Regions from separate parts of the Homo sapiens genome. Here region 2 is linked to region 1. A link is an interaction called in ENCODE POLR2A ChIA-PET data of the cell type or tissue named here. Cell type or tissue: GM12878. All regions are shown on one strand. Links, peaks and the distances in the headings refer to the core of each region. The heading gives the core; the rest is flanking DNA. Region 1 overlaps USH2A (usherin). Region 2 overlaps USH2A (usherin).

What was found. ChIA-PET counts read pairs that join two places held together with the same protein. Peaks named below come from ENCODE experiments on the same cell type or tissue, not always from the same donor. Only the 100,000 strongest peaks of a DNase experiment are listed, where the experiment ranks them.
Region 2: POLR2A ChIA-PET joins it to region 1 with 5 read pairs; 2 of 35 experiments call an interaction of 5 or more read pairs at or near these places.

What each region holds. Positions count from the first base shown.
Region 1 is chr1:216,004,053-216,009,441 of GRCh38, reverse strand. All of the region lies in intron 32 of USH2A (usherin), which reads left to right. Among named protein-coding and RNA genes, the nearest start is that of USH2A-AS2, 66 kb to the left of the region's middle. In GM12878, for the core only: no CTCF peak of the experiment used is centred there; a DNase peak (open chromatin) is centred at 3,331.
Region 2 is chr1:216,092,957-216,098,345 of GRCh38, reverse strand. It overlaps USH2A (usherin), which reads left to right. Exons shown (of 72, transcript NM_206933.4): 22 at 1,133-1,263. Among named protein-coding and RNA genes, the nearest start is that of USH2A-AS2, 23 kb to the right of the region's middle. RefSeq lists an enhancer at 2,505-3,049. In GM12878, for the core only: no CTCF peak of the experiment used is centred there; no DNase peak of the experiment used is centred there.

The DNA of each region.
Region 1 (5,389 bases), core at 312-5,311:
TGAAAAAATTGAAAGTGCTGTTTTCTGGCTATTTGGAACTACTGTTGAGTTTGTATTGTGGTCAAGCGGTATTGCAGAAGAAAATAAGACACTTAGATTTTAGGTCAAGTGAGAGTTGAAGAGGTTTTAAGTTCTTAAAAACACAGGCTAAGGGAGAAGAAGGAATGGAGGGTGGAAGGTTGCCCATAGTGAAGGAAGCAAGCCCAGAGAAAAGAGAGAGTAGAGACACGGAGGGAAGGGGTTCAGGGGTTCTTACCCTCCAGAAAAGTGGGAAAGAGGTTGGGGCATGGAAATAAGGGATTGGGGCACAGAGATATAAGAGGTCAGGGTGTGGAAATAAGGGATTGGGGTGCAGAGATAAGAGGTCGGGGCACAGAAATAAGGTATTGGGGCACAGAGATACGAGGTTGGGATATTTGCCCCTCCCCCAGAAAAGTGGGACTTGCTGCTAAGGGTGAAGGAGAAGAGGTTGGGGGTTTCTTGCCCCCCAGAAAGGCAGAGAAGGGGTGAATAATCAGAGAGGCGTCCCTGCAATGATTAAACACCAAGGGAAGGCTCCTTCCCAGTCCGTGACTGGCGCCAGAGTTTTGGGTCCACGGATGAAACATGTCTCCTTTGTCTTTACCAGAAAATGAAAGGAATTGAAATTAAGAGAAGGGAGAGATTGAAGAGTGGAAAGGAGAAAGTGGTTGAGGGATAGTGAGAAAGGTTGGAGAAGAGAGTAAGAAGAGGTTGCTTACCCAATTTAAAATTGGTGAGATGTCCCTTGGGCTGGTGGGTCTGAGGACCTGAGGTCGTAGGTGGATCTTTTTCACAGAGCAAAGAACAGGAGGACAGGGGATTGATCTCCCAAGGGAGGTCCCCCGATCCGAGTCACGGCACCAAATTTCATGTGCGTCCATGTGAAGAGACCACCAAACAGGCTTTGTGTGAGCAACATGGCTGTTTATTTCACCTGGGTGCAAGTGGGCTGAGTCCGAAAAGAGAGTCAGCGAAGGGAGATAGGGGTGGGGCCGTTTTATAGGATTTGGGTAGGTAAAGGAAAATTACAGTCAAAGGGGGGTTGTTCTCTGGAGGCCAGAGTGGGGGTCACAAGGTACTCAGTGGGGGAGCTTTTGAGCCAGGATGAGCCAGGAGAAGGAATTTCACAAGACAATGTCATCAGTTAAGGCAGGAACAGGCCATTTTCACTTCTTTCATGGTGGAATGTCAGCAGTTAAGGCAGGAACCGGCCATCTGGATGTGTACGTGCAGGTCACAGGGGATATGATGGCTTAGCTTGGGCTCAGAGGCCTGACAGTGACGACATAGCAGTCAGATTTCCCAAACCAGAAATCTGACCTAACAAACTACTTTTTTGGTGTGAATTAGCTTATCTTAAAAACTTAGAAAACATTTCAATTGTACCTAGGTTCTGAAAATCTTGTCTGTGTGGTTATGATAAGCATAGGTGAGGTGCTGGTTGAGTATGTGGCATTCATAAATTTCAGTCTTCAAGACATATATGTATGTCTCTATCTCTGTGTACAGTTATGATTTTATTTCTATAATTCAGTTTAATATCTGACTTTACTCCCATGCAACTTAGTAGTAAGTAAATCACAGTCACTTTGGGGGTCCCCCCACCTCTACTAATTATGTAAAAGCTTCTGGGGTCTTACCTAGTTCCTTAGCATCTGGAGTGTGGCCACCCAGGATGCTTTCTTTCTCTGTGCAAAGGGATAACTATTGAGACAACCCTTCCACATTCAGTGGGTATCCTCAGTGCTTCTACATCACACTTGGGCAACTGAAATCTTTACAAGGTTTTCTGTGGCCCTGCCTGAATACAGACACCAAAGTCTTTCTTTTTGCTCTGGTCTTGCCCCCGACCTGGGACTCTACCTTGAAAACAGGGGTCAGGGCCCCTCCTTCAGAGAGCTTGCACATTTCTACTTCCTTTTATCCTTATTCCATCAGGCAGGGAATTCTGAATTAGGGAAGTGGAAGACTCCATACTTCCTATTTCTCCCAACATTATATCTGAGGGAACAGAGTCTTCCTTCTCTGTTCCCTCAGTCACTCTGTCCAGAAGATTTTTTTGTTTTTTTTTCTGCCTCCTGACCAGTCACATTCTGTTTTACAGAGAAATCTATTTTATAGTTAAATTCTGATTTTATAATTTAATTGAGTGTACTAGTTCGTTTTCATGCTGCTGATAAAGACATACCCGAGACTGTGTAATTTGTAAAGAAAAAGAGGTTTAATGGACTTACAGTTGCATGTGGCTGGGGAGGCCTCACAATCATGGCAGAAGGCAAAAGGCACATCTTACATGGTAGCACACAAGACAGAAATGAGAGCCAAGGGAAAGGGGAAACCCCTTATGGAACCATTAGATCTCATGAGACGTATTCACTACCATGAGAACAGAAGGGGGAAACTGCCCCCATGATTCAATTATCTCCCACCGGGTCCCTCCCACAACATGTGGGAATTATGGGAACTACAATTCAAGATGAGATTTAGGTGGGGACATAGCCAAACCATATCACTGAGAAGCATTTAGATAAAAATTAAATGCAGAAAACATATAGGGTCGGTAGCAGGGAAGGACGGAAGAAATAAAATAGGTTAGTATGACAATCAGATTGATCTCAGTACCCATTGAACAAATCCTGAGCATTGTAGGAGTTTAGAAGAGGAAGCTCTAAGGGCTTCAATGTAAACCCTTACTTGGTTCCTCAAGAGAATTGTCCAAACTATGAAAGGAGAAGAAGGAAAAACAAATCAATATAATGAAGAGAGTCACAAAGGAACAACATAATTATGGCTGAAAAGTTCCAAAAGCCCAGTTCAAACTGGAAAACCTGAAATTATACTAGACTCTTTCAGTGTGTTCAGTGACATCTCTCGGAAACATCTTAGAGATATGAGAAGTATTAGAGACATAAGATGATAAGATTTATCCAGAAGTGGGAACTGGGATAGCCATATAGAAGAGGACTGGGGATGTGAAGAACCCTATGTGACCCAGGGAGTATGGCTTTGTAATGGATGATCAAATTTCATTGATGAGGGAAATGAAACTATTGAAAATATCTGGGAATAAGAAGGTACCAAGAGACTGGACATTGTGTAGCGGCATAGGAGTGATTGCATTGATGTGACAAGTGGAAGAGGTGGGAAGTAACCAGTTTGTGGTCAGAGAGTGCAGGATTTAGATTTAGAATCTTGGAAATCATTCTGAAGATTATGAAGTAGTAGGTGTAACTATGCTGAATGTTGAATAAATGAAGTAGAGGTGAAGGGCATTGCATTTGAGGAAGTTAAAGTAAAGCCAGATTCAGAGATGAGTCATTATTGAGGATGTTAGAGTTGCCAAAAAGGGATTATGATTGAAAAGAAAACTGAGCCAATGCTGAAGTCATAGAGGAGAGAAGCAGTGTGACCGGAGATGTGATGGGGGCATGCGTTAACTAGGTTGGGGCATATCTTCTTTTAAATAATGGATTGATATTAACTATGGCTATTTTTTCTCCATCTATGATATAAATATATATCACAAAAAATTTGAAAAATATATGTAACAAAAATTAAATCCTCTATATGCACTCACTCAGAAAAACATTGTTAACATTTGGTTTACCACTATCTCCTGTTTTGTTTTTATTTTTTTTATTGTTTCTTTCTTTTACAATGAAGCACTGGTACTTTAAAATTATGTTTTGGCATTCAGACAGGTACAGCTTTGCCTTTTTCTCGTATTTAATGGTAAATCTCCTTTGTCTTACAACTATAGACCCCTACATTGGCCCAACAATTATATTCATTATATTCTTGGAGACTTTAAAACATGTTTAGACATTACTATATTTCTGAGAAAAAAAAATGGCAGCCTGGGTAGAGGGCATGGGGATATCCTTCTGGTCTTGCTCATTCATTTACAACAAGTAAAATTATGCGAGTTAGTCATCACACCATTCCTGGAGATATCCTGCTGAACATGATAAAAAATATTTATCTGAACTCAAGAAGTTTACATTCTCCTGGGAAGGATATAATATCAAGATATAAATGAAAAGGCAATATTGAACTTGTTTTAGTAATTATGATATGGAACTAAACAAGGTGATATAACAAGAACCTGGGGATGATGGTGGCCATATTGTTCAATTATCAAGAAAGACCACTCATAGAAGGATGAAGCTGAAGCATAAGAAAGAGCAATCCAAGTACAAAGAGAGAGAAAATAGATTTCAGTCAGAAGGAGCAGCACCTGCAAAGGCCCAGAAGTGTGAACTTGTTGTGTTAGAAGAACAGAATAATGTCTAGTCTAGTGTATGAAAAAAATAGGGAGAATGTTACATCAAATAGGATCTCATTGACCATTATTAGATTTCGTTCTAAGAGCAGAAGAAGGGTACTACAGGGTGTTACTCTGAAGAATCAAAAGATCACTCATGGTAAATGGTCTTGTTTTCTTCATTGGGAAAATTGAAGTAGTTAGAGGATAATGCCCATAGACTCTGCTACCATCTACCCACCTACCAGTATTGGCACCCACATAGTCTGCATCCCCTCCCATTACTATAGATTGTCTCTGTTCCAAGTTCAACTCTTTCACTTTTGAACTAGATTCTCCTCTTTCACATATTCAAGGACAAAACTCCAGCAATTTTTTTCTCTTTCATCCACTTCATAGTTTTCCCTTCACTAGTGGGTCATCCCATCACATACAACAAATTTTTCTCTCATTTAAATTACTTTAAAAATCTTCTCTTGATTCTACTTACCTTTTATCTATTGCTACATTTATCTGTTCTCCTTTACCACAAAACTTTTTGAAAATGTTCTTTTATTCACTGTTTCTAATTCCTCTTCTATTTCCTTATAAGCCCACTTAAGTCAGGCTTTAGTGCTGACAAGTTCACTGAAACTTCAATTGTGCAATTACTGATGACTGCCATATTGTTATACCCGATGGCCGATTTTTAATTCTCATCTTATTTCACCTTTAACTCTTAAAAATTACTTCCTTTGACTTTCAAGACACCATAATCTCAATGTTTTCCTCATACCTTACTGGTCACTCTCTGTCTCCTTGGTTGATTTCTCCTTTACTCATTGGCCTCATATGTTGGTATCCCAGGGTTTTCTCTTTTATATCTATTCTCACTCCGTTTGCACTCCTAGCCATCTATATGATGATGACTTACCAAATTATATATCTCAAGCCATGAACTCTTCCTGTAATTCCAAACTTCTGTTCAAATATCCTGACAATCTCCTCTTGGTTATCTAACTAACATAGCAAATGTCTAATTGACATTCATTATATGAATTCTTATCTTCCCCTCCATGCCTTCCTCAACCAATAAAATGGTTACTTTATCCTTCCCTTTGCTCA
Region 2 (5,389 bases), core at 236-5,235, 89 kb before region 1:
GAGCTCTTATTTGATTCCACAGGATAATTTGTTAAGACATATACATTTAATATTTTCAACTAAACTGGAAATTCCTTGAAAACAGAGATTGTGTCTCTTACCAGTTTTAATGCATTAAGCAAAAAGCCTTATACAGGGCAAGAGCTCCACAGTATGTGTTGAGTACGTGGGATACTGAGTAGAGTGGAGATGGGGCCATGTAATGGTAGGACTGGAGATGGGGCCATGTAATGGTAGGGGGAAGGCATCATTCATAGGACTGGAGATGGGGCCATGTAACGGTAGGGGGAAGGCATCATTCATAGGACTGGAGATGGGGCCATGTAATGGTAGGGCGAAGGCATCATTCATAGGGCTGGAGATGGGGACATGTAAAGGTAGGGGGGAGGCATCATTCATAGGACTGGAGATGGGGCCATGTAATGGTAGGGGGGTGACATCATTCATAGGGCTGGAGATGGGGACATGTAATGGTAGGGAGAAGGCATCATTCATAGGGCTGTTGCATATTGCCCCTGCTTCCTAAGCTGTGGAAATTTCTATGAGAAAAGAGCATTGTATATCCTATGATATGCAGGGCTAGTATGTGCTCTGAAGGGTCAGTAAAGATCCCAAAATTCTGAAGGCTGCAAACCATTTGGTTATAGGGTGGTGTTTCAGGAAATTACCTCTATAGGCCTCTTCATGGCAGGTCTTTCCAATATTAACTTCTATTACTGAACCGATTCTTTAAACTTCATAAATATTTTAAGCAAGACCCTCTGTGTTTCTTTCACTCTTGTCAAAAACCCATTTATTTTTATGACTCTCTGATAATGTTTTCACATTGATACTCTGAGTATCCAATTTTGGGTTGACAATATGTCTTTTTGGGTTGATGAGTTTTGCATAAATTTAAACTTCATTATATATTGATTAGCAGGAATGTGGGCATAAGATTCCAAGTACTGAATGGCATTTAAAATGGGATATATTTAAAACCAAATGGCCTAGACCATGCGAGTATATTGCTGTGTATAATTTCCTGACTGTACTCACTACATCATAAATAATAATGAAAGTAAATGTACATTTATCAGAAAGAATCAACAAAACCCCAGCACTGATTTGCTGATCACACTTGTCTTACCAGGCATTAAGGCCAGCTTTCGAACAAAAGTGCCTGAAGGTTTGATTGTCTTTGCAGCATCACCTGGCAATCAGGAAGAGTATTTTGCACTTCAGTTGAAGAAGGGACGTCTTTATTTTCTTTTTGATCCTCAGGTAAATGAGAAATCATAAACTTTAATATTTTTAAGAATTTAGTAGGTGCCTGGTACTGAGGTAAATGCTTCTGTTTTCACACTGAATCTTCATTCAAACCTTGTAAGGTAAGTACTATTATTATCCCCATTTTGCCAATCAAGAAAATGAAACTTACAAAAGTAATGTGACTTGCCCTCAGCTAAAATAGCGGAGCTAACTTTTAAACCATCATGGTCTGACTGAGAATCTGTGGGCTTAACAACCAAAATGCCACCTTATAATGAAGATTAAAACTTTTAAATAAATTTAAAGAGATCTATTTTTATTTTTCTTAGTAGCAAAAAATCATGTCCCCTTTTCTTCCTTCCCTGTCTTTCTTTTTTCATTGTTTCACCAGCAAATATTTAAGTGGCTATCGGGTACTATGGTACTGGGCGTTGCAGACTACCATAGTTTCAAAGTTAAATATGACCATGCCCCTGCAAAGGATACAGTAAAATAATCAATTTAAAATTCTTATAAATTGTATCAAAATAAAGATTTAGGATTCTATGTATTATAGGAACATAAAATAAAGAAATAAATTGTTTTCTGAGTTGTCAATTTTCTCTGGAAATGTGATATTTAACTGAGATACAAATCAATGAAGAAAAGTTGGTCAGGACAAGATTATATGTCTGTATTTGAGGGTGTATATTTCAGGTGGGGCAGTACAGGGGAGATTCTGATCTCCACCTGGGAAGGTGCTGAGCATAAAGTTTCCAGGCAAAGTGAGCAGCAAATATTAAGGAAATAGCAAATATTAAGTGCCTGAGGTGGACGAGAACATGGCACATTCAGTACACTGAGATGAATCTCTTATGGCTGGGAACAGAGACAAAGGGAAAGGTGGTAGATTGAAAAGCTGGGTAGAAACCAAGTCATTTAAGACCTTGTAAGCAAATGTGAGGATATGAATTTTTCCTAAGGGCAGTGAGAAAGCACTGAACAGTTGTCTTCACTTGAGTTGAACAAATATCAGTGAGCATTTGATATTAGGTATTGTATTAAGCATGTGAGATGAGTAAGAGAAATGAGTAAGACTAAGTAAAATATATTAGCTTTCCATTTTCTCAGTTCTTCAACTTAAAACTGATGATCTAAATCACACGTTATGCTTGACAAATAAATGTTTTACATTTTATTGGTAAAGCAGACACAACGTTCACCCTCTGTATCCAAGTTGCGTCTAGGATCATGGACTGAGTGATCTGACTGAGGATCTCAGCCTCATGAACCCTGGAGATCCATTGACCTTAGAGAGAAAAGGCAGGGCCTATTGTACCAAGTGTATCTGAGGACCCTGCCAGACTCAAAAAGCAGGCCAAAGTCCTCCTGCTTTATGAAGCTGGGAGAGCCGCACAGTGGCCACTCGAAGGACCAGGGACAGAAAGGCTCCCTCCTCATGACTTGACAGGGCTCTGCTAACTCCCTGGCTGGTGCACAGCAGGTCCTCAGACACAAAGATTTCTGAGCGTCCCCTAGTAATGCAGCTTCTTAAAGGATGCCAGCAGGTGGGCAGTGAGTAAGCAAAAGGAAATAGCATCACACCTAAGCAGATCCTGCAGCCAGAGGGAAAGGAAGAAGCAGCAGCTATCGCAGAAGGCAAGACAGATGGCAACTGAAAAAAATTTTTAAAAAATCAGCTGAAGTTGATTCAATTACATAATGGAAGATATTATTTTTTATTTGAAAACTTTAAGTAGATTAATTAGAGGAGAGACACTGAGCCTCAGATTAGTAGGTCAGAAGATTAAGTTGAAGAAATCTCTCAAAATACATAAAAATGTGACAAAAACAAGAAAGTTAGATACTACTACTGTCACTAAGAAGCGAATCGGAAGGAGAACAAAAAGCACATGCTCAAGAAAAAGAGGGATAACATAAAATGATGAAACAAAAAATAGGAGAGAATATCTGATTTAAGAGGGAATTTAGTATAAATCCATTGAAAAGACTCATCAATTTCCTGTCAAGATTAAGCAAAACTAATACTTCTATGAGACCTCTTTGTGCCAGGCATTATTCTAAGTGGTCTCTCTATACATCAGTTTGTACACTTACATACACACATATGCCTATACACACACACACACACACACACACCTACACACGCACATAAACTCATTTGAACTTTTCAACAACTCTGTGAGGTAGATACTCTTCATATTCCCATTTTACAGGTGAGGAATCTGGGCCACAGGTAAGTTAATTTTCCCCAAGTCACAACACTAATAAGTGACCAAGCCAGGTTATAAACACAAGCAATTGAGCTCCAAAGACCATGATTTTAGCTACAGTGCTATACTGCTTTTCAACATGAAAGAAAGATGGTTGTTGATATCCATAAATTCAGAAAAAAAAAATCCATCTCTGCACCAGGTTGGAAAGAAATATTTCAGTAAGTAATCTAGCCAAAAGGAAAAATAACAGAGTCAGAAATATAAAAAGAAGAAGCATCAGTGAATAATAAATCTAGTAATATTAAGTTATGCCTAAATATTTAATGATAGAGTGACTAGAACTCTGTTTTACAGTGCCAAATGAGAATCTTTGAAATAGAAGAGAAGTATAGCAAAGGCAAGAAAAAAAACGTGAATAATCATTTGTTGCTAAAATTAGTAAGATTTGAAGGAGAGGAAAGATGAGTGAATTAAAAGTTCTGAAGATACCAGCTTAGTGGCGGGGTGTGGGTGGAATAAGGGAATAGATTATACTGACGTTTTGTTTTCGTTAAATAAATAGGGCAAATGTTTGATTTCAAATGTTATAGAAAAATAAGTTACTACTAATAAAAAGTGCTCTTCAGGACATCCAAATTAACAAGGTTAAAAAGGACAGCAAATGCTAAGTTAAAAAATCAACAAAAATCAGAAAAAGAAAGGGGAGAGTACAGTAAAATAGAAGACTGTCAATGAGAAAGAAAAATCTGGCTCTGCTTTTTCCCCTTCAACCTGTTAGTATCTGGAGATATTTAAGAAGAAGCCAGATGGAAAAAAAACTAATCACAGGACCACTTGTTTATAGAGCTTTAAAGTATACAAAGTGAGTTCCTGTTAATGATCTCATTTCATTCTTGAAGTAGCCCCTTGAGGTTGATTTTGTTTTCATCCCTGCTTTAGATGAAGTGGCTTAACTACGGTCATAGAGTGGTTTAGGGATAGAACTAGCACTGAATTCAATTATTTGAATAGCACTGAATTATTTTATTCAATGAAACTTTGCTAAGAATTTATTGGACTTCACAGTTATGCACTGGGAACACAGAAATGAACAGAATGACACTCATTGGAATTCTGGCCATTGGTTGTTCATCACAGATTTTGAGTATTTATAGCCACCCCCCTACCAAACATGGGACAGTCATTGGAGAATTAATCCAAAAATGATTTCCCCAAGTCTGAAGCATGACTGCCATCTCTTTTGACATGTGGTGTTGCTATTTCTAAAGGATGCGATACCTTAAGACTCTGTAGGATAGGAGGGTAAAGGGGTCAAACTGCTTAACGGAGAATGGCTGCCAGGAAACTCATCTGGCAGGTCTAGTTGTTTTCATATCCTTTACGGTGATCACCTGGACAGGCTGGTGCAAAGCGTGGTAACAGAATTCAGGGAAACATTCACAGGGCATTTGCCCATCATTTCCGCCCCCTTACCCTTCTCATTCACACAATTGCTTAGAGTACTCGTCACTGCTATTAGTTTTCCCAGTTGCTCTGTCCCTACCCTGTATAGCCAAACCCTAAGCTGTATACATAGTCCGCAGGTGCCAGCCAAGTATTAATAAAATTGTTAAAGCCACTGGGCGTGGTGGCTCATGCCTGTAATCCTAGCACTTTGGGAGGCTGAGGCGGGTGGATCACAAGGTCAGGAGTTCAAGACCAGCCTGGCTAAGATGGTGAAACCCCGTTTCTACTAAAAATACAAAACTTAGCTGGGCGTGGTGGCAGGTGCCTGTAATCCCCGCTACTCGGGAGACTGAGGCAGAGAATTGCTTGAACCCGGGAGGCAGAGGTTACAGTGAGCCGAGACTGAGCCACTGCACTCCAACCTGGGTGACAGAGTGAGACCTTGTCTCAAAAAAAAAAAAATTGTTAAAGCCAAG